Linked DNA regions of Homo sapiens: regions 1, 3 and 4 are each linked to region 2. The links are chromatin loops, found by intact Hi-C in ENCODE. Cell type or tissue: PC-3. All regions are shown on one strand. Region 1 overlaps OSBPL3 (oxysterol binding protein like 3). Region 2 overlaps OSBPL3 (oxysterol binding protein like 3). Region 3 overlaps OSBPL3 (oxysterol binding protein like 3). Region 4 overlaps OSBPL3 (oxysterol binding protein like 3).

Region 1 (5,000 bases), 100 kb before region 2:
ATCAGTGTCACCCAAACACTTAAAAATGGAATTGGCTGTCTCAGAAAGTATGGGTAGCGAGTAGCCCATCAGAGTATCAGCAGCCATTAAACTCAACCTTGTACAAAGTGGGCAGGCATTGAGGAAATGTTTACTAAGTAAATGTCACCATAGCAATACCGGGAAGAAGCTTAGCCAGATGACGGCAATTCTTAGAACCAGTTCTGTGTAGGAATCCGTACTGGGTATCATAGCAATAGGAAAGTCACAAGTACAAAAGTGTATCGGAGTTAGACTCTTACTACTTTTTCGCTCTTTATTCTATTTGTTTTTTACGTAATATATCATCTTGAATATATTCTCATTATAAAAATGTTGAAAATACAGAGAACGTATAGAGGAAGAAAAAATCTCTTAGCGTTGCCACCCAAATGTGGCCTCCTATTATCTCCCTCGGTATTTTCTTGTGGTCTTTATTTTCAGTGTACATTTTTACATAGTTCTATGTACTTTTATATTCAGCATTTTTCTCTTAACCATAAATCTTTTTAGAGGTGATATTATTCACCACATGAAGTAAACGTATTTTGGTCTTAATTTGCTTAACTTTTCTTCTACTGTTGGGCATTGAGGTTGTATACACTTTTTCCTATTATAAACATTGAGTCCAAAGGTATCAATATTTTATAGAATTTTGTTAGTGATAGCCAAGTAGGTTTCCCAGATATTTTAACTTATTTATCCACAATATGTGTCAAAATTGCCAGTGCTGCTTCTCATTAGGTGTTGATATTTGAAATTGTTTTTCTAGATTTCATAAGTGAGAAATAGACTGGATCAGGTAAGAGAGGGTTGATTGGAGTGATGCAAGGGGGCAGCTCTCAGAGCCCCTGGCAGGCAGCAGGAAGCACTGCTGTGACACAGGAGGGCCTCCCACTCAGCAGACAGAGCCCCATGAAGATCTCTCTTCTCCCCACCCGGCCGCCCGCCTGCCCCACTGCAGCTCCGCATCTTCCTGGTCTCCTTTGGGTTTCTATTTGCCTGCCCCTGTCTCATTGCATGTGCGTGCTGTCTGTCTGCCTGTCTCTGTGCCTCACACTCTGTATTTCTCTGGGACTCCTGTCTGTCAATCTCTCTTATCTTTTAGTCTCTCCCTCCCTCTCTCTGCCCTGCCGTCCCATACTCATCCCTGCTTGCCCAGCTCATGGTTAAAAATAGCTGCCCTGGCAGTCCTACCCATCTACTGAGTTCAGTGGTCTTCAGAGTCTGCCTAGGTCCCTGTGTGTCTAACTTCGAAATACTTCCACGTTCTGAGGAAGGGAATCTGGTTGGCTCAGCTAGGTCAGCACAGTGGCTACCCTTTGTTGGGGTTACTCCAGTGGACAGGGAGACATGAGGCACAGACCTGGATGCTGATTCACCCTGAGAGTGGAAGAGGCTGGTTCTAGGAGCAGGTTGCTGAGGAGCAGAGACGCTCTTCTAGCTCTGACTCCCCAGTCCTGAGGAGCTCCACTCTGTAGAGAGAGGTCAACAGGCATGCTTGGGCTCCTCTGTGGGCCTAGTGATGGCCCTTTCTAGATAGATAACCTATTGTGATTGATGGAAACTATCTTCTAGGATTAGATTTGCTGTTCTGAACTGAGGAAGATTCGCTTAATTGGTTCCACCTCTGATTCTGTGTGTGTGTTGGGGCGGGGAAGTATGTAGTGGTTATAGTGTAGAGTATCTCTGATGGTCATGTTTATATGTTTTTTTCTTTTTCTTATTCTTTTCCTTTTTTTCTTCGACTGCCAAAACTGTAAGCAAACTTGCTTTTTTGTTTGTTTGCTGCATCGACCCTAAAGTAATAAGCTTGCTTTGGAATCAGAATTAGCCCTGTGGTTCTCCCTGAGAGGGTGGTCTGTCACTTTCACCAAGAGGGTGAGGGCAGCAGGGACAGGGTTGGACAGAGATCCTTGACCTGAAGCCTGAAGCAGGACTAGGGGATTACGTGCAAAGAACAGAGTTCATAGCAAGGCTGTGAAGCAGGTGGTCAGGCTAGAATGAGGTCAGACTGAGGACCAGGGCAGAGCTGGCAGGTCTGTGGAAGTCACAGGAGAACAAGAAGAGGGCATAAGGAAATGGAGGAAAGGTTAGGGAGAGCAGCCTGGCATTTTACACACTTCCCTTGGGGTTTACTGTAATGATGAATCACATAGTGCATTTTATGTATTTAATTGTTTAATGAGAAAGTCATGTTTCTAGAATCAAACTCTAAAAGCACCACAGTATCCACCGAAAACTTAATTTCCCTCCCACGCTGGTCACTCAGCCATACAATTCCCCTGAGAGGGAATTGTTCCCTGGTTGAGAATATCAAGGCACAAGGAAGCAGATTTGCTCAAGGTCACATTGCTGGTAAGGACAAGCCACCTTTCTAACACGAAAGTTTGTGCTCTCCCCAGTCCCCCTCACTGTGCCCTTCTAGGACTTTTTGTAACACAGTCCAGATAGTACAGTGCTTGTAGTTTGTATTTGTTAACCTTCTATTTTCTGTTTCTCACCTAAATAATGTCTTTTCTGAGGCCAGGCCAATCCTGTTAATCCCCGTCACACTGTATGTAAGTTACTTTACAGTATTTAAAAAGTAAATTGCATTCACAATACTAACAATGTTAGAAGTATAGAGATTCCACAAGCGTTTTTGAGGTGGCTGCTGTGTACCAGCCTCTTGGCTGGACGTGAGACATAAAGGTGGTGAAAAATTGAATCTGTATTGATCATAGATGTTGAGAAGCTGCCAAAAGTCACGAATCTACTTTTCCTAATCTACTTTTCATGTATCTTCCTTACAAAATACATTTTTGAAAAATCCAGCAATTTGGCTCTCTGTAAGAATGGAAGGTTCTTTAAAATCCCATAATGTGAACTCTTGTTTGTTTTCATTTCCAAATTAGCAGAATTGTACTGAGGTTAGAACTCTGGGATAGTACTAGGAAGCCAGGTCCTTCTCTCAGCCTTTAGAGATCCCTTGTTAAGGATTTATATGTCTCAGTGGGAGTAGGATGGGATTCCCAATGTGGACCACGCCCTGTATTTGCTCCTCAGTTTAGGGTAACTGAGAGGTACCCTAGAGGGTACACTGTTTCTACTTCCTGCTGCTGCAGCCAGGATGCTGCCACTTCTGAGCTACATTCTGGAGTTGACCTTGGAAGGCGTGTTTAGCTTTAAGTGCATTGCATAGGCCTCTCTGGGCTGGCCTGGGCACATGACCAAACGTCTATGAAAAAATGTGTTTTGAGTAGTGTCAAAGAGGTGATTTACAATTACCTTTTGGAACTCAGCCTCAAAAGTTGGGATTATCTGTGCTTGCCCTATTCATGTTGTTCTTTTGTCTGCAGACAATGCAGTTCAGGCTTTTCATTAGCCTATGTCATTCTTTGGATTCGTGATGGGTTGGTTTGTGTGAATATGGGTGTACATATGTGTATCTATTTTAGCCTACATCGTGGTATTTCTGAGAATTAGAGTTGTTGTAACTTTTTTTTTAATGTGGGCTTGAGTCACTGCTAAATGTAAAGCAAGCATATAGAGCAAAGATCAACCAATTGTTTCAGAGTTTGAAAGTCATTTTCATGTCACATCCAGATTAGGCTTTTAGTCATTCTGTAAAGATTTTCATTAGACCTTGGATTACACATAAATAAATGCTCAGAGATCTAAGCTGGTGCTGCCTCTTGGGATAGAAGAAAGCCTTTGGGATCTTAGAAGACCCCAGGTTCATTACTGGATATAATTGTCAACAACCTCTCAAGTGAGTTCTAGGATGACTAATGTGGCAGCAGGATTGACAAGTCTTATCATAATTTGTACAGGTGTTTCCATGTGTAGAAGTTGAATTTGACCTCTGACTTTTGCTGTTTAATTCTTTCATTTCCATGAGTTCACTAGATGGTATAGATTCAATAGGCTTTATATAGGCTGATCCGAAATCACAGGGTCCCATGTTGATTTTATTTGGTCATTTGTTTTCAACTGAGCTTGCTATTTTAAAGCAGTCTTGGTGGGGTTTTCATAACTTCCTTGTTGGAGTTTTCAAGGGATTTTTACATTTAGATATAATTCACATACTACAGAATTTACTCTTCTAGAATGTATGTCAGTAATATTTTTTAGTATATTCAGAGTCATGTTACCATCACCACTATCTAATGAATTTCTATCACTCAAAAAGAAACTCCATATTACTTTGTTTCCTTCTGCCTCTAGCCAGCCCCTGGCAAACATTTTTCTATTTTCTGTCTCTATAGATTTGCTTATTCTGGACATTTTATATAAATGGAATCATACAATATATGGCCTTTAAAAAATCTGTCCTCCTTCACTTAGTGTAATGTTTTACATGTTCATACATGTTGTAGCATGACTCACTATTTAATTCCTTTTTATGGCTGAAATAATATTGTGTGGATATTCTACTTTTTATTTATGTATTCAGTTAGTAGATATTTAGCTTTTTCTACTTTTTGACTATTATAAATAATGCTACTATGAACGTTCCTGAATAAGATTTCATGTAGACATACATTTTCATATGTCTGGGTTTATACCTGGGAGTGGAATTGCTGGGTCACATGGTAACTCCATGTTTAACATTTTCAGGAACTGCTAGAAGGTTTTCCAAAGTTTGCATTCCCATCAAACTGTGTAAGGTCCCAGTTTCTCCACATCCTTGATAACACTTGTTATTGTCTGTTAAGTAAATAATTTTATATAAACATTTTAGTGGTACATCATTGTGGTTTTGATTTGCATTTCCTTATGGTTAATGACATTGAGCATCTTTTCATGTGCTTATTGGCCATTTTTTGTGGCTTCTTTGGAGGAGAAATGTCTATTGTAGTTATATGCCTGTTTAAAATATTGGATTATTTGTTTTTTTATTATTGAGTTGTAAGAGTTCTTTATTCTGCATACTAGACCCATATCAGATGATTGGCAAATATTATCTCTCGTTCTGTGGATTGCCTTTTTATTTTCTT
Region 2 (5,000 bases):
GGCTGGTCTTGAACTCCTGGATCCTGGGCTCAAGGGATCCTTCTGCCTCAGCCTCCCAAGTAGCTGGAATTACAGGGCTATGCCACTGCACCTTGATTTTGTTTTATATGATCCCATGGTTTCAAAGCTAGCTCCGTTGTTTTCATCGAAAGACAGCTAGTGAAGAAAAGGAGAAGAATGTAGCATTTTTTAATATAAGGTATCTCCAAGTGGTAGGATTTTTTTAAAAAAGATAACTGGATATGGTGGCTCACACCTGTAATCCCAGCACTTTGGGAGGCTGAGGTGGGAAGATCACTTGAGGCCAGGAGTTCCGGACCAGTCTGGGCAACATAGCATGACCCCATCCCTACAAAAAGTGAAAAAATTAGCCGGGCGTGGTGGCACACACCTTTAGTCCCAGCAACTTGAGAGGCTGAGACAGGAGGATCACTTGAGCCCTGGAGGTCAAGGCTGTAGTGGGCTGTGATTGTGCCACTGCACTCCAGCCTGGGTGGCAGAGGGAGACCCTGTCTCAAAAAAAGAAAAAAGACAACATCAAAGGAAATCAGAGAGTTACATTATGGGATTAGGTTTCTAAGTCAGTGCTTGAAGTGAAAGTTGCCCTTGAAAATCCCACAGGCACAGAAGGGCTCACGTTCTTAGGAGGCACATGGGAACTAAGACAAACCAAAGAGCAGCAGATTTGAGTCTCCTGCTTTGTATTGCAGCTGGCGTTGGTGTTTATTGAGGAATCTGAAAGATGCCTACATGATTTACGTCTTTGTCTCTACCTTTCTTTGGCCCACACTGGTACGGCTGTAATCCCATGAGTCACATCTGGGTGTGGCGTGTGTGACCACATCCTCCCAGCCGTGCAGTCCTCCTGCTGGAGGCCTGGCATACAGAAGTAGTTTTCAAACCATGTTCCTCAGCTGAGGGTCCCAAGGAAGGTGAACAGCTGTGGATTTGTCACCCACTGCCCTCCCTTCCTCCCCACCTGTTTATCTCAAGCAAGGGCTCAGTATTCTGGGTTCTTGATAAGACGGGTCTGAAAACTGTACAGCTGCTTAAAACATTTTTTTTCTTCTTTTTGCAAAGTTTGAAAACCAGTGAGGTAAACCAAAACTGCTGGGACTTACCGCTACCTCTTCCCTGACTATTGGTGTGGCTTGGGAAATGTTACTTTATCTTTCTGGTTTCAGTCTCTTCGTTTATAAGGTGCAGGCTTTGAGCTAGATACTCTCAATGTAAGACACCTCTGTTAAGAATCAGCTACATCAGAGAACTTTCTGGAAACACCCTTGGCAGCATTACTGTGGTTTCACCAGTGCTGAATTAGAATGACAGCATATACACCTCTCAACGTTCCCTGAGTGTGACTGAGATGAGGAAATAGAGGGAGGAGCCATTTTCTCTTCAGCCTCTTCACTGCTGAATAAAATGAGTAATGACCCCTTGCCAAAGGGCACTCTCTGCTCCAGGGGATTCTCTTTTCTGGAATGAGATTACTTATTTGCTTAAGATAGTTTTATTAGACCAAAAATAAATAAAATTTCTTAACAGTTGACTAACATTTCCTCAACAATTGTGTTTACCTTTTTTTTTTTTAATAGAAACACTCTTTTTTAAAAAAATTACCTTGCATTGGTCTTCTTGTAGGTGATTTGAAAAGAGGCTGGACTTTATGATGCAGAGTTTTCAAGAGTTAAATTGGCTGAGCCCGAGGAAGAACATTTTGGGTTGCATTTAAAATACTTGTTATTTGATATCTTAATTAAAACATCTGCAGCTACTTTCAGAACAGCTAATAAGAGATGTTGACATTGGTAGCCAATGTCAGATTATATGTTATGGATGAGCAGTCCTCACATGTCTCCGTTTTTATTTTTATGTCTTTCAAAATGCGCCTCTATCCTCATCACTCGCCACCTGGCCGCCCTCCCACGGAGGCTTCTGGAGGCTTCCGTTCAAGGGCCTTCCCCTCAGCCTTGACCAATCTGAGCAAGTGGGAGCTGACTGTATCAGGAGCGCCCTCTTGAGGACACACTTGATGAGGGAAACTAAAGAAGTTTTTCCTTCAGTTCAGCATTGCACGCTGTTACATCTCAGTGCAGGGGAGAAAGAATGGATTTCATGAGACACAAAAGTTCATTCATTTTTTGTTTTTCTGTCCTTTGTTTCCATCAGGTCAGCCACCATCCGCCTATCTCTGCGTGTCATGCTGAGTCTAGAAATTTTGTTTTCTGGCAAGGTAATGTGCTAATACATTTTACTTCCATCATATTGTGTAATATGTTATCTATTTATTTTATCCAAGAATTGCTGTCAATTCTTACTGAGATCAAAAGTGGTCCTTGGATTTGGGCCTGGTTGGAAGGATCTGCGCCACCTGTTCTTGCCTCTCATCTCTCACTTAGTTTATCTGAGCCACCTCCATTTATTTCTGTAACTTTATCTTATGTAAAAATCATTTGAAATGCCTCACATATTTCAAGAGACATTAAATATTTACAGTTGTTTATCAGAGTGTAGACAGCAGAGGGGTTTTCAGCTTTTGTCAAACTTAAATTTTATTTCTGAAGTCGTGTTTTACATTGCTTACTTCTTTTCATTTTTGAGATGATTGTTCCTAAAATTTTGTTCAGTTTATATTTTGAGTTGGGGTTGGGTGGGTAAATCTTCTAAAGAATAAATAAGGCTATAGATATTTCCTAGATGGATTAATTTTGTTAATCTCTCAATTTATTAAAAAAAAGTGTACTGTAGAAGGAACATATAAGCATCCTAGGTTTTTGGACAGTGAGCACATATACATTTTAAAAATATTTTTCTCTGCTACTAGTGATATCACACGTTACCTTTACACACACAGGCACACACACACACGCAGTCTATTAAACTTTAAAAGTACGAAACAGTATACTGTAACCCCCTTCCCCAGCCACTCAGTTTCTCTCTTTGGAGGCAATCAGTATTTCCAGTTTAAAGTGACAAGTACCATGGTTTTCTTTCTTCACCTTTGCTATTAAAGTTTAAAATTAAAACTGCTCTCTCACCAAAACCCTCTGGAAATATTCTCATAAGGTTCCTAGCCTCCTAATTGGTAAATCTCACTCATGCTATAAGCACCTCTTCTTTGTTTTTTCAAAAGTTGGATTTTTTTTTTTTTTTTTTGAAATGGAGTCTCAGTCTGTTGCTAGGCTGGAGTGCAGTGGTGCGATCTCGGCTCACTGCAACCTCCGTCTCCCGTGTTCAAGTGATTCTCCTGTCTCAGCCTCCCGAGTAGCTGGGACTACAGGCATGCGCCACTATGCCCAGCTAATTTTTGTATTTTTAGTAGAGATGGGGTTTCACCATGTTGGCCAGGATGGTCTTGATCTCTTGACCTTGTGATCCGCCTGCCTCGGCCTCCCAAAATGCTGGGATTACAGGCATGAGCCACTGCGCCCAGCCAAAAGTTGGATTTTTTTTTAATGCGAGGGGTCTTCTCAAAGTAGTTTTGTGTGCTCCTGTGTTACATCCTTCCCTTCTCAGCCTTAGCATCCTTCTCCTAGGCCATACTTCCCCATCAGCCTTTTCCTGAGCAATCTACCTATTTCCATGGGCCTAGGATTCCCAAATCTTGCTTTGTAACCCAGCCTGACATTTCTCTGCCTTTTATGTAGGTTGTGTAAACCATTTCCGTTTGTTGTGATTGTAGATGTAGCTGGGCTTAAATCTGCCCTCATGATGTTTCTTTTCTGTTTGTCACATCTGTTCTTTGTTCTCCGTTTCCTCTTTCTCTGCCTTTTGGATTGAATAATTTCTATCATTCTCTTTCATCTCCCCTGTTAGCTTATTAGCTATACTTACCTGTTTTGTTTCTTGTTAAAGTTGTTACTTTAGGATTTATGTTATATATTTTTAATATCATCAAATAATATTATGCCAGTTTCATATAGTGAGATTTACAGAAGTATACTTCCATTTTCCCTTCCCAACCTCTCTACTATTTTTTCATACGTCTTCTGTATATCATAAACCATGTAGTACATTGTTAATACTTTAGCTTTAAACAGCCATCTATCTTTTTTTTCTCTTGGTAACAATTTTATGAACATATAACTTATATACCATATCATTCACCCGTGTAAAGTGTACAATTCAATGGTTTTTATTCACAGAATTGTGAATTTAATAAACTGTGCAGTTATCAGCACAGTTAATTTTAGAACATTTTCATCACTCCAAAAAGAATCCTCTTTAGCAAATATTATCCACCCCCTCTGCCACCTGCCCCATTTCTCTCAATATTCCCCAGCCTATAAATGTGCCTGTTTGGGGCATTTTATATAAATAGGATTAAACAATATGAGGCCCACTGTGCTCGCTGGTCCCAGACCCACCTCTCTCACCTGGACCCCAGCCAGGGCTCCCCACTGTCCCCCCTGCTTCAACCCTGATTTCCCTGTGATCTGTAGATCCTCAGTGCAGCAGCCAGATGGGATCCTCTTGCTGTTCTTTTTCTATTTCCTGGCTTCTCTGTTGGTACCACCATTCATTGCAAGTTAGAGAAATCTGACATTGTTCATAAATTCGTTCTTTTTCAGTCTGTATCTAACTTGTCACCTAGTTGACCTAGTGCCTATTTCTTCTTCTTTAGTATTTCTGGGCTCACTCACTTCCCCGCGTCTGTTGTCTTGGTTCCCTTCATCCCGTTTGTTATCCCCTGGGCAATTGCAGTAGCCTCTTAACTTGTCGCCTTGCTTCTCCTCTCTCCTACTCCTGTTCCATTCTCCATATGGCTTCCAATTGCCTTTGCAAGGTCCATGTCTAATCACATCAGTGGCCTGATTATTTCCACTCAGTGCACACAAACCAGACTCTTAGCCAGGCTTGGAGAGCCCATTGTTTTTCGTTTTCAGTTTTGTTTTGTTTTTTTTGGCAGAATCTCACTCCATCACCCAGGCTGGAGTGCAATGGCATGATCTTGGCTCACTGCAACCTCCACCTCTTGGGTTCCTGCCTCAGCCTCCTGA
Region 3 (5,000 bases), 130 kb before region 2:
TAGGGCAGGCCTAGAATCCTGGAAATAACCTTACCATAATCTCTATAGAGTTGATGTAATGCACAGTTAAGAATGTTGCAGGATTTTGCATGTGAATATACATATGCCTGGCATGAACCGTATTGAGATACATGATAAATTTGAGTACCTAGTCTCCAAAGGTGGCTCATATGAGCATCTTTCCATATTTATAGAGCAACATCTAAAATTTCATCCAATTTCAGGATATTCTTTAAGGGTATTACAAATAATATTTTAGACATGTTAGATTAGACCATACCTTCTGAGGTTTCTGAGGTTTCGGTTTGCTACAGGGCATTGTATTGAATGTCAGGAGACCTAGATAACCGGTATATGATTAGTGATTACATGACATTGGGCAAAACTTGAGCCTTGTGGGCCTCAGTTTCTCTGTCCTTAAAATAAAAAGTTGGACTATTTATGTTGTGCTTAGCTTCTTAATTTTTTTTCTTAATTCTGTTTAGATTACAGATCCTAACCCACATGAAATATCAGCCTATTGAGCAGAATTTTGTGCATCATTTCAGTGTCTGGGTAGTTCAAGTGCCTCCTGCCTATTGCATTCCAAGACTAAGACTTTACTCAAAGTCTGAGCTCCTTTTTTGAAGCTTGAAAGAATGGCCGGTGGGGAGGCCCCTCTACATTCATTCGTGTTCTTCCTTTTAGTTATTAGATGTTATAATCCAGTTAATAATATCCCCAAGAAGTGTTGCTGTCAACAGTACTAGAGCTCTCTACAGTCTCATTCATGTTGGAATAAAATGATTCCTTTTTATGTTTTAAAAAAAAGAAAACATTTGAGGTCTCACTGGAAGTGTTTATTCATTTGAGCTGAAAGATGTACCGTGGGTGTTGTGATTTTGGAGAGCTTCTGCAGCAGGTTTATGTCTAGAATGTTTTGTCCCTGTTTGTGTTTGTTTAGACTGAAATTAATAGTTTTTCTTGCAAGCTATGAGGATCATTAATACAGGTTTCTCCCCCGTGGTGTGTTTGTCAGCCCTTACATGGAAGAACAAAATGAAAGAATATTTCTTGTTTTAAGCTCAAAGCTTACGTCTTTACCATTAAATTGGGGAACTTGGGGGAAGAAAATCCTGTGTGTGTGGGTAGGGGGAAGGGATTTGTGTATATGCACAATAATTAAGTTTAAGTCATAAATACTAATAGTCTTCTGGCTTTTGTAAACCAGATTTCTTTCCTGGATCTAAAAGTGTTTTTATTTTTTGTGCCCACATCTGTAGTCATGGATTTGATGTATATATTTAATAACATTCAGTGATTTATTTTTCGGTTCACCTTTTTCATTTTTCCCCTTTCTTTTTACCAGAAGGAATATGAAGTTACATATAAATTCTGCATAATTGAAAAAGTGATTTTGATTTACTTTTTACTTGAGCAAGGAGTTGCTTTTACTTAAAGGCATTTTTATTTTTAAGAAATTTGAAAAAACCCCACTTAAGGATCCACTTACATTAGGCCACTAGCAAATATTTTTAGATAAGATTTTGATTGATTTCTTTCAGTCTGATTCCATAATCTCAAATTTCTTCGTTTCTTTTCTCCTACTTTCCATCCTCTTGATGCTACAATCAATAATTTGATTTGGGAGATTCTTTCTTTTTGTTGGGGCTGGTGGTGGGGAGGGAGATCGTTGTTTTGAATATTAAATGATCATTTAATGGGGCTTTGACACAATATCATATAAATGCAACTTTAATCCATTCATTCAGATTTAAGGCTTAGCTTTATATAAAATATGAAGCTTAATTTTTTTTTTCAACTCAAGTTCAGTCTCCTCTGATTTTGTAACAGACTTCTAACTGTTGAGCATTGACTTTAAACAGTCCTCTGTGGTGACTTGAGTTCCAAATTACATAACCACTTTAATTCTGCACTAATTTGTTCTGAATGACCCTCTTTCTTTCATTTCACCCTTAACATCTTTGGCTAAGAAATTTTACATGTTTTTGTTTTGTTTTGTTTTGTTTTTTGAGACGGAGTCTCACTCTGTTGCCCAGGCTGGAGTGCAGTGGCACGATCTCCGCTCACTGCAAGCTTCGCCTCTTGGGTTCGTGCCATTCTCCTGCCTCAGCCGCCCAAGTAGCTGGGACTACAGGCACCCGCCACCGCGCCTGGCTAATTTTTTGTATTTTTAGTAGAGACGGGGTTTCACCATGTTAGCCAGGATGGTTTCGATCTCCTGACCTCGTGATCCGCCCGCCTCGGCCTCCCAAAGTGCTGGGATTACAGGCGTGAGCCACCGCGCCCGGCCTACATGTTTTGTGTATTGAACTAAATAGTTTCTGTTTTTCCCTTTTGAGACCTTTGATGAGTTTAACTCTTTCTATATTTCTTGGATTTCAAGTTGTAAGCCCTAGTTATAAGGACTTAAATGAATATTGATACAGGCATTTCGATTCTCTAGAGATCTGCTTTCACCAATATGTGTGTGTGTGTGTTTGTGTGTATTTTTGTATGCACATGTCAACGTGGATGGATATTTGTTCCTGGAGCCTTAATTGCATTACTAATGTTTATTCTGGTAAAGAAAGGCAGTGTGGCAAAATGACATGTTTTCTTAGGAGCTTTTGTGCTGGCACTCCATGCTGTTATGAATACTTTTTATGACCTGGCTTATGAATCTAATCATTTATAATAGCATTTCTGTGGGGAAAACAATGGATTGCAAATTCCAAGCTGTTGACTTATAAACATATTTTTGAAGCATGAAGTATTGATAAATTGGAGACTGTTGAAATAGTCCATAAGGCCTGGGCTTAGTTTGGGGCCCATGAAAGCAGAGCCTGAAGCAAGGAGTTGGGTGCAAATAATTTATTTGGGAGGTGATCTTAGGAAGCAGCGCTGAGGGAGCGGGGAGAGAGGCAGGGAAGGAGAAAGTCAATAATAACAGAGTGTGTTATAGTTAGAGCATTTACACAGCCATCCCTGTACCCCTCTGCTTGAGGTTGTGCACTGGGCCATTTGTACTTCCGCCTTTCTGGGTCACTCTTGCCTTCAGGCTGAGTTGATGCCACCCAGCTTCAAAGAAGGCTCTGGGGACAAAAGAGACACTTATGCTGTCTTTAGTGGGAGCTGTCAGCTTGAGGCCACCCTACTCTGAACTCCCCGCCATGGCAATGGCTGAAATCAGAGGTGGGTGGAGGGAATATGACAAGGGGACATCAAGAGGATCTGCTGCCAACATCCAAAATGGATTGATTATATACAGTTCAGCTAACCTATTTCATTGAATCAAAGACTGTCAATTGTAAGATCCCCCATTAATTTATGTACCACTAAGAAAGAAAATGTCCCACTGAGGAAGGAAAATATGCTGCCAGGTAAACTATGATGGCTGTTAAATGTGAGACACACCCAATGTCAGAGATATTAAAATATGAGAAAGAGTGTGTTCCAGACTTGGTGGAACACAGTATGTGATGAATACTGTGAAGCTATGCTGTAGGTCTGTATGTCATATTATGGAAAGATGTCAGGAATACATTGTTAAATGAAAATGGCAGGTTATACAGTGTGTAAAATGTGGTTCTGTTAACGTGAATAAGCAAATTGATAAATTCTAGGTGAATTTACGCTCAACTACTAATATGAATTCTCCCCAGTGTGGTGAGATTACTCACAATGTTTTCATGGTGAGATACGCCTGGTGTGACACAGTTTACAAAGGAAAAATAAAGAAGTAGAAGTCTAGAGACATCATGATATGCAGACTCTTTTGATAAGTCATTAACATCATAAAAGCCAGATCTAAAACCTCCTCCTGGAAATTGTTTAATTAATTTCTGTTTCTGTTGACTAGGAGCAGTGTTGTTATTACGAACAACTGATTTCCTGTGATGACTCATAATTCAGCCATATACTTTGTATCCACACCTCGGAAGAGCTTGTCCTGAGGGACCTCCATCTACCCTCTCAGTTAAGATACTTCTGATGTCTTTCTTCACTCTTCATGACAGAGGGCTTAGTGAGATTAGCTGGCTTCAGTATTAGCCTAGGTAGACAAATACCAAGTAAAGATGTAGAATTAAGGATCCTGAGATTTTTAATAGATGATTTGGGAATTATTTACTCAAAGAAAAGATGGAGACATCCTCTTCCATAGAATGGATAATAGAATAGGGCTGGAAGAAGGTATTGCATTATCACCCAATCCTATACACCATCTGATTCTGTAATCTACACAACTTTGCTGATGGACATCATTTAGCCTCTGAAAGCTTTTTCAGTGACTCAGTACCATTGCATGAAACCCATTCCAGCTGTGAGCTATCAAATTGTTAGAAGGGTCTTTTTAAAAAAAAAATGAGGTAAATCTGCTTGCTTTGACTTCCACCTGTAAGCCATAGGTCTACCTTCTGAAGTATTAATAGAAAAGTTTAATTCTTTTGTATAGAAGTACTTCAGCTATTTCCTCTGAAGTAGAATAAGTCTGATGTCTTCTGTACAACAATGCTTCAAATATTTGAAAATACTTTTCTGTCTTCTCCTAAGACTTTCTTTTTAGGCTATCATTCCCAGACTTGAAACCACTTGAGAATCTTCTCTCTCTCGCTTTGTCTTCCGTAGCCAAGGGAGACCGTTTCTCTGTGATGTGTCCTTGTTGTTAGCTCCAGCTCAAGGGATTTCTATATAGGTCTGTGAGCTTGCTGTATGGTATATGATAGGTCGTCTTAGTTTGATTTTTTTATTTCTTGAAAAAGATTTAGAAATGAACATTGGATTAAAAAAATCATTCTTAAAGCTTAATCTGTGATATAATCTCTTGCATCTTTGGCACACAGTGAATGGATAGAGCTCTTTGGGGACATTATATTGTTCCCCTGTACAGTGTCAAATTACCAACACCGATCACAGAATCTGGCACATGGGTAGTATGCAATGAGTGTGTGTGTGTGTGTGTGTGTGTGTGTGTGATTTAATTGGATATGTATGTATACATATATACACATGCATATATT
Region 4 (5,000 bases), 62 kb before region 2:
AATAAACATTCGCCTTTTGTGAGCAGAGGAGTCCCGGGAGCCCTTAAGCAATGTCACAGCTGCTTCCCTGCTTCATCTTTTCAGCTGGGAGGTGGGTGGCACAGTGCAGGGGCAGGCAGCTTGGCTTGTGTCTAGGCTGCTCTCAGGAAGACTCAGCATGGGACACTCGAAGTGAAAACTCTCCGATAGCATCTTCACAGCTCATAATATCCTTTCATGCTACCCTTTGGAGTCTCAGCACAACTCAGTGGGGTCTGTAATGTTTCCCCCACTGTGGAAAGGAAATACAGCCCAAAGATATTAACTGATTTGTTTGGAGTCCCATGGCTAATAAATGGTAGGTGACCCGGCAACCAACTGTTTGGAGAGCACTGGGTTTCTTTAGATGCTAGAAGACTTCTTCAGAAGTTAATTCAAGTTCCATGCCTTATGTACAAATGGTTGTTATTTAAACAAGCCTCCCTCAGCTCACATCTTTATGAATGCAGGGCCAAGAAGAACGTGGATGATTGAAGTAGCCTTAGGATCCCTGTTTGCCTGGAGCTGTTTTTTTTTGTTGTTGCTGTTGTTGTTTGTTTGTTTGTTTTCTAGTGGACCCCACTGAGAAAAATAATTAACTATATAGTTCTTATAGTTTTCTAGATTCTCATTTTCTGGGCCTTTTACTTCTCCTCCTTACTGCTGACCTTTTAGCCACCCCTATGGTTATAACATACCTCAGAGGCAGGAAGGCTGAAGAAATAAGACTGAGCTCTCAATATATTTCCACTCTGAGTAAGTCTTATAAGACACAAACAAACATTTGATATCAGAAGAGGTTAAAGTATCAGCTCAAATGACATATTTGAGTTGTCAGGACTTCTTTGTTCCTCTCCACATCCACAAATGACAGACTGTCAGCTGCATTCCACACTCTGAAGATCACGAGAAACTGAAATCTTAAAACACTTCCAGAAAGTTGCTGAACTGTCTGTATTGTTCTGCAATCCTGGAATAATAATCACAGCAAATATATTTGGGTGAGATTTAGAAATATTACTTTGATGAAAACTGCATGGGATGCCTTAAGAAAATAAATATATTTATTCATGGTTGGCAGTGGGCACATTTAAGATACAGGAAGGCAGAACCCTGGCCCAGATGCTCTGGTTGAGAGCACAGCATAGCAGCTGTACAAGGTAATGGAATGTTCTCAAGAAGCTATTGATGCAAATGTGAACTGAGCTGACCGATTCAATAGCTCTTTCCTGGGGAGGGGAAAGTCTGCTTCAGTAATTTGATAATATTAAAATACTAAAGGTCCAGAAGTGACAGTGCAAGAAGTAGGACAGAGGCACAACAGAAGACTTCCCTAGTGTCATCTGATATCCCTCTAAAACCTACACCCTGGCCCTACCGTCAAGTTCAGCTGTGTTTTCCACTGCATCTGTTCACAAGCCCACATCACCCTAAATCACCTCCTCTCTGTTCCTACTTCAGATGAATCACATTCCTGGCACATCTTGGCCCCGTGGTCCCTGGGGCCCTGTGTAGTGAGCTGAATCATAAAAAGACATGTTCACTTCCTACTTAATTAAACTAAAAAGTTTCTGCACAGCAAAAGGAAAACAGTGAACAGACTACCTGCAAAATGGGAGAAAATATTTGCAAACTATGCTTCCAACAGGGAACTAATATCCAGAATATACAAGGAACTCAAACAGCTCAACCACAACAACAAAAAACAAATAATCTCATTAAAAAACAAGCAAAGGACATGAATAAACATTTTTCAAAAGAAGACATACAAGTGGCCAACAAGTATATGAAAAAATGTTCAACATAATCATCAGGGAAATGCAAATCAAAACCACAATGAGATATCATCTTATATAAGTCAAATGACTATTAATACAAAGACAACAACATGTTGGTGAGGATGCAGAAGAAAGGGAACTCTTTCACACTGTCAATGGGAATGTAAATTAGTACAGCCTCATCAGAAAACAGTCTGGAGATTTCCCAAAGAACTAAAGAACTACCATGTGATCTACTGGGTATCTTGCCAAAGGAAAAGAAATAAATATATCTAAAAGGTACCTGCACTCATATGTTTATTGCATCAGTATTTACAATATCAGAGATATAAAATTAACCTGTTTCCACCAATGATTGCATGGATGACGAAAATATATACACACATGGAATACTGTTGAGCCATCAAAAAGAGTGAAATCATGTATTTTGCAGCAACATGGATGGAACTGGACCAGGTCATTATCTTAAGTGAAATAAGCCAGGCACAGAAAGACAAATATCACATGTTCTCATAAGTGAGTGCTAAAAAATGTATTCAGGTGGACATAGAGAGTGGAATGATCTAGATAATGGAGACTCAGCAGGTGAGGGTGGGGGAGGGAGGAGGGGGAGAAATTAGGTAATGGACACAATGTACGTGGTGATGGATACCCTGAAAGCCCTGACTTGACCACTATGCAAACTGTGTATGTAAGAAAATTGCACAGGTACCCTATAAATATATACACTGTTTTAAAAGAAAAAGATGTATCCACATCCTAATGCTGGAAGCTGTGAATGTTACCACATTTGGAAAAAGGACCTTTACAGATGTAATTAATTTAAGGATTTGAGATGAGTAGGGCAGCTCAGATTATCCAGGTGGGCCCTAAATTCACTGACAAATGTCCTTATAAGAAACACGTTCGGGAGAAGACAGACATAGAGGAAAAGGTGATGTGATGGTGGAGAGAGAGATTGGAGTGATGCAGCTACAAGCCAAGCCATGCCATGGAATGCTGGCAGCCACCAGAGGGAGAAGCAAGGAATGAATCCCCCTGAGATCCTCCAGAGGGAGCGTGGACCTGCCAACACTTTGATTTTGGACCTCTGGCCTCCAGAACGGCTAGAGAATAAATATCTGTTTATTTAAGCCACCAAAGTTTGTGACTGCTCATCAAGTTGGCCTCAGGAATCTAAGACACCCTGCTGCTTACTGTGTGTCATTTTTTCTGGGAGTCCCAGCTCATGTGGATCTAGGCTTTGGAGATTATGCCTGTCTGAACTCCTGCAGCAGGTTTGTGTGAATCTCCCATTTGACAATTTACAAATTTTCAACCTTGTGGTATCCCTTTTATTAACATTTGTAATGTATGTTAGCTTTTTGAGATCCAGCACTTGATTTTACATCTTTGTATCTCTAGTTCCTGATAATGAGCTTTGGACCTTTAAGCAGGGACCCCCCTATTAAAAAGAAGCTCCGTTACAAACTGGACTATAACATACTTGGCACTAAAGTCATTCCTTCTTTGATTTGTAAAGTTCTCTGAGATCTTAACATTGTCACTAGGTTCTCATTATGAGAACCAGTTATTGTGTAGCACTGTGAAAATAATTCACTTCTGATTTGGATCAAGATAAAGAAGAGTTTATTGTGCTAAACTTCTGCCACCTACTCCTGTGATTCTAAGTCATGCATGTGTTGATTAGTCAGAATGTATCTCTGCTTTGATTGCAAATTTCAATTAGCTCTGAAAAAATAGTTTTGAGCACTCTGTAAGAGAGAGCACTGTTCTCAGCTGGTGCTGTCCAGCAAAGCAGTGGGTCTCCTTGAAGAGTCATGAATGCCCTGTAGTTGGCATACAAGAGTATTATATCTGAGTGCAGAGTCTGTGATTCTCTTCTGTGCTCAGACACCAAAGGGCAGGGCTCTGTGACATGTCACTGAAAGGTTTTTTTTAAATTAAAATATAATAAAGGTAAAATATTAAAACAGTCCTGGGTGATATAAAAAGGAAAAATATCTCACCTCAGGCCCCAGTCCCATTCACACAGGAGCCTGTTTTGGAGTTTTTCTCCCCTTCATACAAGGTGTGTGCTCATGAGTTGGAGTCAAAAGACCTGGGTCCTGGTCCTTAAAAGCCCCTCACTCATTTTTCGCAGCCCCAAACAAATCACTCAGCATAGATTCCTCATCTCTAAATGAAAGAGCTGGGTAAATGACTTCTTCATTCTGTGTCACACTCTGAGACTTAAATATTCCATGATGGTACAGGAAAGCCAATCATTATGGTGTACTTTGAAGGCAAGAGAAAAACTCAGAAGAGACCCTTGAGTCACTTGGGTGGACAGAGCTATCTTGTCTTTATTGACTAAGCCACAAGTGTATGGAGGGCAGAAACATGCCCCTGGAACAAAAGACAGACTTGTTCCGCTGGGGGAGAGAGTAGGGGGGTGAGAGGCAGGACTGGTAGGGGAGGGTCAGTAGGTGGCCCTGGATGGGCTCAGCTGAGTGCTAGTTTGCTTCTAGGTGATCTTATCCACAGTGGACACTCAGCTGCGAGGTTCTGCGTGGGATCTCAAGACGCAGTCTGCAAATGGGTTCTGCCTCTTAATAGTTTGTGATCTTGCACAAACTAATTTGGAGCTTCAATTTTCTCATCTGTAAAATGAGGATAATAATGCTTTCATTATAGAATCACCACAAGGTACATATATTAAAAAAATAGTAGTTGTCACTTTTATAACTATAATCACTACCACAATAGCAACTATAAAAACCCCATCACCACCCCAGTGGGCTGCATGGCCAGAGAGGAATGACATTTATGGGCTGGATGTTTTCATCTTTAATAGTCTAAGAGACCCTGCTTACCGAACAGAGCATTAGGAGGAGAGAAAAATGCATAGAAGATGCTGTTTGTAGCTTTAAGGGGCTTGATACAATTAGGGGAATATTTAACAAATATTAATGGCTTCCCAATATATCTGAGGGGCCTAAAAACATGCCAAAGTAATTGTAGCCATAAATGCTGAGTGAGTGATCAACAGCGTGGAAATAGTCATATGTACATTGAAGTGTTTTTATTAATGCTATTTTAATTATAAATCCGTCTGTGGTCAATACAGTTGGAAAGCGTTTTTCTCTTTGGAAACTCAGGATGGGAATGACCTCAGGTGGAGCCACTGACAGAGCTGGCAGCCCACAGGATTTTATCTCCTTG

Evidence for each region. Peaks named below come from ENCODE experiments on the same cell type or tissue, not always from the same donor. Only the 100,000 strongest peaks of a DNase experiment are listed, where the experiment ranks them.
Region 1: a loop joins it to region 2, with 6 times the contacts of the local background. A loop is called at or near these places in 8 of 110 quality-filtered maps.
Region 3: a loop joins it to region 2, with 7 times the contacts of the local background. A loop is called at or near these places in 3 of 110 quality-filtered maps.
Region 4: it touches region 2 in a loop (4-fold over the local background); 17 of 110 quality-filtered maps call a loop at or near these places.

What each region holds. Positions count from the first base shown.
Region 1 is chr7:24,919,710-24,924,709 of GRCh38, reverse strand. The region is part of intron 1 of OSBPL3 (oxysterol binding protein like 3); the gene reads left to right. Among named protein-coding and RNA genes, the nearest start is that of OSBPL3, 58 kb to the left of the region's middle. In PC-3, no CTCF peak of the experiment used is centred here; a DNase peak (open chromatin) is centred at 2,129; H3K4me3 peaks cover 462 bases; H3K27ac peaks cover 2,709 bases.
Region 2 is chr7:24,817,408-24,822,407 of GRCh38, reverse strand. OSBPL3 (oxysterol binding protein like 3) reads left to right here. Exons shown (of 23, transcript NM_015550.4): 17 at 2,170-2,233. Among named protein-coding and RNA genes, the nearest start is that of GSDME, 62 kb to the right of the region's middle. In PC-3, CTCF peaks have their summits at 939, 1,788 and 2,003 (motif pointing left); DNase peaks (open chromatin) are centred at 787, 1,387 and 1,977; H3K4me3 peaks cover 1,324 bases; H3K27ac peaks cover 2,082 bases.
Region 3 is chr7:24,947,734-24,952,733 of GRCh38, reverse strand. All of the region lies in intron 1 of OSBPL3 (oxysterol binding protein like 3), which reads left to right. Among named protein-coding and RNA genes, the nearest start is that of OSBPL3, 30 kb to the left of the region's middle. RefSeq lists an enhancer at 1,629-2,128. In PC-3, no CTCF peak of the experiment used is centred here; no DNase peak of the experiment used is centred here.
Region 4 is chr7:24,879,647-24,884,646 of GRCh38, reverse strand. All of the region lies in intron 2 of OSBPL3 (oxysterol binding protein like 3), which reads left to right. Among named protein-coding and RNA genes, the nearest start is that of OSBPL3, 98 kb to the left of the region's middle. In PC-3, a CTCF peak has its summit at 2,825 (motif pointing right); a DNase peak (open chromatin) is centred at 1,456.